Linked DNA regions of Homo sapiens: region 1 is linked to region 2. Evidence: chromatin contacts called from ENCODE Hi-C or POLR2A ChIA-PET data. All regions are on one chromosome and are shown on one strand. Each heading gives the region's core, a stretch centred on a gene start or an enhancer-like site at or near the end of the contact. The rest is flanking DNA. Distances are from core to core; before and after follow the strand shown. Region 1 holds the start of HAUS4 (HAUS augmin like complex subunit 4). Region 2 holds the start of MRPL52 (mitochondrial ribosomal protein L52).

Region 1 (2,805 bases), core at 285-2,784, 130 kb after region 2:
GGAAAAGGGAAAAAAATCAAAGTCTACTTTTTCCCCCCAAATAACTCAGCTATCAAATTCCATAATAGTTTTTTTGTGCTTCTTTTTTTGTCTAAGATCTGTTGGTAGTTTTTTTTTTTTTTATCATTAACTCTAGAATCATCCTTCAGGAATGACAAATCATTCCACACTTGAACAACTGGTTTTCACATAACAGCCTAAGAAAAGAGCACCTGGAGGAAACAGCGTGACAAGAAGACTGACAGTGAGGTCAGTGGCAAAAGAGTAATGCAAAGGTGTAATGTGGCTACAACGAGAACGTGAGCTGTGGGTGTTTTGCCAGAACATGGAGTGCGCTGAAAGGAATGACACCAACACAGGGGCAGTAAAGATGGGCACAGTTTGACCTCAGGAGACAAAAATTTTCCCTTGACATTACTTTTCATGTTTTTGCTCTGCCCCTCCTCTCTGCAAGGTATCAAACTCCAAAGGGCAACTGAGCCTCCCAAAGCTGAACAGGCATTGAAGGTTATTATGATTTAACGCTTCATGTTTATAGAACATTTGGTTTACTCGATCGTTTTATGAGTAACATCAAAGTAACTACTCATTTGTTTTCTAACATGGTCTAGAGGGGGACGCAGCTGAGGAGGCAGAATGCTGGGACTTAATTTGCAGCTCGGCCGGCCGTTGCTTCTGAGAACTTAAGGAAAATGCTTTTTTCTGTGCCAAACTTTTCCCACCTGCAAAACTGAGATAACGATTCCTGCCTTGGATGAGACATTAAGAATTAATAACACAATCGACTTGTCAACAAAAGCCACTACTTAGTTAAGTTCAGTGTTTTAACAATTCTGTTTATCGTTGATCTATGACTGCAAATAAAAAGTTTTGCAGGCAAATTTCGCACTTGGAAATGAAGACCAACCCAAATTCCAAAAAGCTAGCTGTTCGTCCCCCCCTAGGGTAAGTGTCCCCTTGCGTTTTTTAGGGTGCCTTTCTTTACCCTTCTTAAAGGTTACAGGGCGTGAACGGCAATCAGGCTCGATTCTCCACCCTCTGCACTCAGACGTGTTAAAACGCTGCTACAGGGACCCAAGCATTTAAATGTTCTGACTCAGGCGTCTTTTAAATTCTTAGAGCTGTCTTTACACGCTGCACTGAACGTTAAATTGATTTTACAGGTTATTTTCACAAGATATGACCCTTACAGGGCCCGAGATGAATCAAAATGCAGAACGGGCTCTCCGGCGCCTACTTCCCTTCTGTCTGGGCGGCCAAGGATTCCCAAGAGCGACGACGGTCTCCGGCCACTGGCCGGAATGACTCTCCCAGAGCTCCTCTTCCCCGAAGCTCCGCCCGCCGACCCTCTAAAGCAAACCTGCACACCCTGGGGCAGCTGAAGCTCTCAAGGCGGTGCCGAGAACCTCGGCTGGGGCGGGCTGGCCAGCAGCGTCTACACCCCAGAACCCGCCCGCGCCGGGGCTCCGGAACCTCTCGTTCGGGCCGGGCGCAGGGGCTGGGGGAAGCGAGGCCCGGAAAGACCAAGCTGAAAGGCCCGGGAAGGGGAAGGAGCCGAAAGTGCACTAGAGGCCGCGACGAAGGAGGTGGAGGCGGGGCCACACTCGAGGCGGGAACGGCAGGCCCCGCCCCTCGACGGGTGCGCGCTGGGTTCCCAACGCCCTGGGTTCGCATGCTCGGGTGGTGGAACCCGGACTGGGAAACAGGATGGTCTCGGAAAGGCTTTTTTGCCCCTTCTCATTAGTGCCTCCCCAGTGAAGGGCAGATGCTGAGAAAATGGTGGTAATTGCTAACATTTATTGAGGGCCTACGATGAGTCAGGCACTACGCCAAGCATTTTGCTTGCCTTGCCTCGTTTTTTTTTTGAGACGGAGTCTCGCTCTGTCGCCCAGGCTGGGGTGCAGTGGCGCAATATCGGCTCGCTGCAAGCTCCGCCTCCCGGGTTCAAGCAATTCTCTGCCTCAGCCTCACGAGTAGCTGGGATTACAGGTGCCCGCCACCACGCCCGGCTAATTGTTGTATTTTTAGTAGAGACGGGGTTTCACCGTGTTAGCCAGGATGATCTGGATCTCCTGACCTCGTGATCCACCCGCCTCGGCCTCCCAAAGTGCTGGGATTACAGGCGTGAGCTACCGCCCTCGGCCAGGCCTCGTTTAGTTCTTAAAGCGTCCTGTGAGAAAGTCACCATTATACTCATTTTACAGAGGGGGAGAACTGAGGCACAAAGGGTTAAGTTCGAGGTCGCCATTTGGGGGGTCTAAACCTGTCCCAATAGCTCTCGGAAGGAACCTTCCCAGACCTGCCACCCAAGCCGCGTCCTGCGAGTCTCCTCACTAAGGCCTGGCTCTGAGGCGCTGCCGCCCAGCCCAGCCCAGCCCAGCCCAGCCCATGCCGGGCACCATACAGTGCTTCCTCAGGGTCACCTTCCTCTCGAATTCCCACCACAGACTCCCTATTAGCGCGCATTCCTCATTCGCCTGTTTTGTTTGTTTGTTTGTTTGTTTTCTTGGGGGTACGGAGTTTCGCACTTGTTGCCCAGGCTGGAGCGCAGTGGCACGATCTCGGCTCACCGCAACCTCCACCTCCCAGGTTCAAGCGATTCTCCTGCCCTAGCCTCCTGAGTAGCTGGGATTACCCGCACGAGCCACCACGCCTGGCTAATTTTTATATTTTTAGTAGAGACAGAGTTTCACAATATTGGCCAGGATGGTCTCGCACTCCTGACCTCAAGCAATCTGCCCGGCCAAATATCTTTCACCTGTCTTAATCTTTTTTTTTTTTTTTTTCCAGACGGAGTCTTGCTCT
Region 2 (2,988 bases), core at 365-2,864:
TGTAGGTGAGAGACAGATGGTTGCATTATTTTGAGTTTCTGACAAGTCTTTCCAGAAGAGGTAGTCAGAATATGCATCTGTCTCTGTGAGTAGACAGATGACTTTGGATAGAATTGGAGGCAGATTTGCCCTGAGTGGTTCCCAGGTTCTCAGCTTGAAGAGGACCAAGATATTTTCCCTTCACACCTGGCAGACAGTTAATGGGCTCTTTTGTAGGAGTTTCAGGATTTATAAAGCACTTTCACTCACATTATCACTTTTAGATCGTTTTCACAAATGTAACATATTAAGCATTTTTAAAATTAAAAAATGAAGGATAAATGACTTCTCCAAGACAGTACTGAATAGCAAGTGATAAAAGGAGGGGAGTCGCCAATCAGGGTTTGCCACTTTCTAGTACCTACCTCACAGGGTTGTTGCAAGGATAATATTAAGCAATGTGCGGTGGTAGCACTTATAAAAATGGAATGTCACATCTTAGCTCCAATACAATACCCCTTTCTCAGGAAAGTCATCTTTGATGGTCTACTGTAGATCAAGTTCACACTATAAACTCACAAACAACATGTATTTCCTTTCCCAGCACTCAATGACAATATTCATGTATGTCATCATTTGATTGTCTGTTTTTTTTTTTTTAGTTGGAGTTTCACTCTTCTTGCCCAGACTGGAGTACAATGGCGCAATCTTGGATCACCACAACCTCTGCCTCCCGGGTTCAAGCAATTCTCCTGCCTCAGCCTCCCGAGTAGCTGGGATTACAGGCATGTGCCACCATGCCTGGCTAATTTTGTATTTTTAGTAGAGACAGGGTTTCTCCATGTTGGTCAGGCTGGTCTCGAACTCCCAACCTCAGGTGATCCGCCAGCCTCAGCCTCCCAAAGTGCTGGGATTACAAGTGTGAGCCACTGCACCTGGCCTGTCTTGTTTCTTTTATACCGAGAGCTCTATCAGGATATTGATGTCTGGTTTTGTTCTCCATAAAATCTACGCCTAATACAGCACTTATCACACAGAATTTTTTTTGAGACAAGGTCTCGCTCTGTTACCCAGACTGGAGTGCAGTGGCATGATCTCTGCTTACTGCAGCCTTCGGCCTCCCAGGCTCAAGCCATCCTCCCACCTCAGCCTCCCAAGTAGCTGGGACCACAGGCATGCGCCACCACACCCAGCTAATTTTTCATTTTTTTGTAGAGAGGGAGTTTCGCCATGTTGCCCAGGCTGGCCCAATTTCCGATTAACTCTAGATTTGATTACTTTTCTTAGTCTAGGAAAACTGTGTTACAGTGATGCGAGGATCTGTAGAATGACGTGGATGTTACCCCTGAGATCAAAGTTACTATTAATATCAATTTCAATGAACTAGAGACCGCTGTAGGGAGGTTGTGGGAACTGTTCAGAACGGCTTAATCTGGGAGGACACGACTTCCACTGAGAATGCATGCGCTGAACGACAATTCGTTTTCACCTCAAAAACCTGTACTGCAGTTTTGTCTCTCCTTCCGTACGATGACCCAAGATGGCGGAGCCGTGATTGAAAACCCAGATTCAAGATGGCGACTTCCTGCTTCCCCGATAGCGTCGCGCGTGGCCACCGAGGCCACGCCTACTTCCGGCTACCCCGGCTACTCCTGCTCAGCATGGCTGCTTTAGGGACTGTTCTCTTCAGTGAGTGGGTATAGATAGGGACCGTGGACTCGGGGGCCCTTTGGGGACGGGCACAGGACCCCTGATCCGGCTGCGCGGCCTCTCCCCCAACTCTGCTCTGTTCTCCCAGCAGGTGTCCGGAGGCTGCACTGCAGCGTAGCCGCTTGGGCGGGCGGCCAGTGGCGACTACAGTGAGTCCTGGGATGAGGGCACCTGGGGGACCAGAAGCTGGGCTAGGTCCTCACAGATCTGTTTTTCTCCACACAGGCAGGGACTGGCTGCCAACCCCTCCGGCTACGGGCCCCTTACCGAGCTCCCAGACTGGTCATATGCGGGTAAGCGCTGATCTGGCAGTTAACTCCACTGGGGAGATTTTCACCTAGAGGGAACGCCCCTGGACGGGGAGCTGGGGGTATCAAGGTGGGGGCGTGTAAAAGTGTTTAACTTTTTATTTGGAAAACGGAATTTGGGGAAAGAAACCCTCTTGTTTATTTTGTAGATTGCATTTCGACTAAGGAAGGTAAAGCTAAACAGGATCTTGGCTTGTGGAGATAAGCAGAAGATAATTCTGACTTGGGGCCGCCAGGGTGGAAGGGGGTGACAAGACTTCTGCGTTTTTCAAAGGGGGACATTTTTTTTTAACCAAGAACCACTTTTCTCTGTGGTTAGTGAATTTTCAGTATTTGGTACCAAATGCAGGGAGAGCTCTTTGAAAAGCTGCAGAAATAAGCGTCTCAGAGGGGTAGAAGGATGAAGACTATGGATGGCAGGCTCCCTTCAGAAAATTCTTTTACCTTTACTTACAAAAGAGAGAGGGAGGGAGAATAAATATTAGCCCTAGAAGGGAGAACCTTAGAGAAGTTGAAGCTACTCCCCATTCTCCTTATGAGACTCCAGTGTACAAGTAGGAAATTTGAGGCCTACAGAAGTGAATTGCACATGATCATACAGCTAGGTAGTAGCAAATCCAGGACTAGAACATAGGCCAGTCCTCCTTGACAACACAGAGATCTGAATATTTAATACCCTATTGTTGCTCTCTAGGGGTATGATCCTGCTTAATTGGATAATTGGTGACTGAGGAAGATGGTGAAGATTTTTTCTACTTGTTATTTACTGTAAGAAGCCTGGCATCTCCTTGTAGTAGTATGGACTATTGGAAAGACTCTGGAATTACATATGACTGCTTTTTTTTTTTTTTTTTTTTTTTTGAGATGGGGTCTTGCCCTGTCACCCAGGCTGAAGTGCAGTGGCATGATCATCGCTCACTGCAGCCTTGATCTCCTGGGCTCAAGCAGTCCTCCCACCTCAGCCCCCCAAGTAGGTGGGACCACAGGCACA

Evidence for each region. Hi-C counts contacts between places; a loop is a spot of excess contacts on that map. ChIA-PET counts read pairs that join two places held with the same protein, here RNA polymerase II (POLR2A). Pooled maps may share reads with other maps.
Region 1: a loop to region 2 is called in a pooled map, with 3 times the contacts of the local background. The contact joins the promoter of HAUS4 here to the promoter of MRPL52 in region 2. A Hi-C loop is called at or near these places in 8 of 50 pooled maps. POLR2A ChIA-PET finds 5 or more read pairs at or near these places in 14 of 52 experiments (B cell, CD4-positive, alpha-beta memory T cell, GM12878 and 9 more).

What each region holds. Positions count from the first base shown.
Region 1 is chr14:22,955,556-22,958,360 of GRCh38, forward strand. It overlaps HAUS4 (HAUS augmin like complex subunit 4), which reads right to left and starts at 1,535. Exons shown (of 10, transcript NM_001166269.2): 1 at 1,361-1,535. It overlaps MIR4707 (microRNA 4707), which reads right to left and starts at 1,474; the gene lies at 1,395-1,474. RefSeq lists enhancers at 1,227-1,356, 1,739-2,318, 2,319-2,805 and a silencer at 2,697-2,805.
Region 2 is chr14:22,828,273-22,831,260 of GRCh38, forward strand. It overlaps MRPL52 (mitochondrial ribosomal protein L52), which reads left to right and starts at 1,615. Exons shown (of 5, transcript NM_180982.3): 1 at 1,615-1,668; 2 at 1,781-1,838; 3 at 1,915-1,982. The coding sequence starts at 1,641. RefSeq lists an enhancer at 1,519-1,598.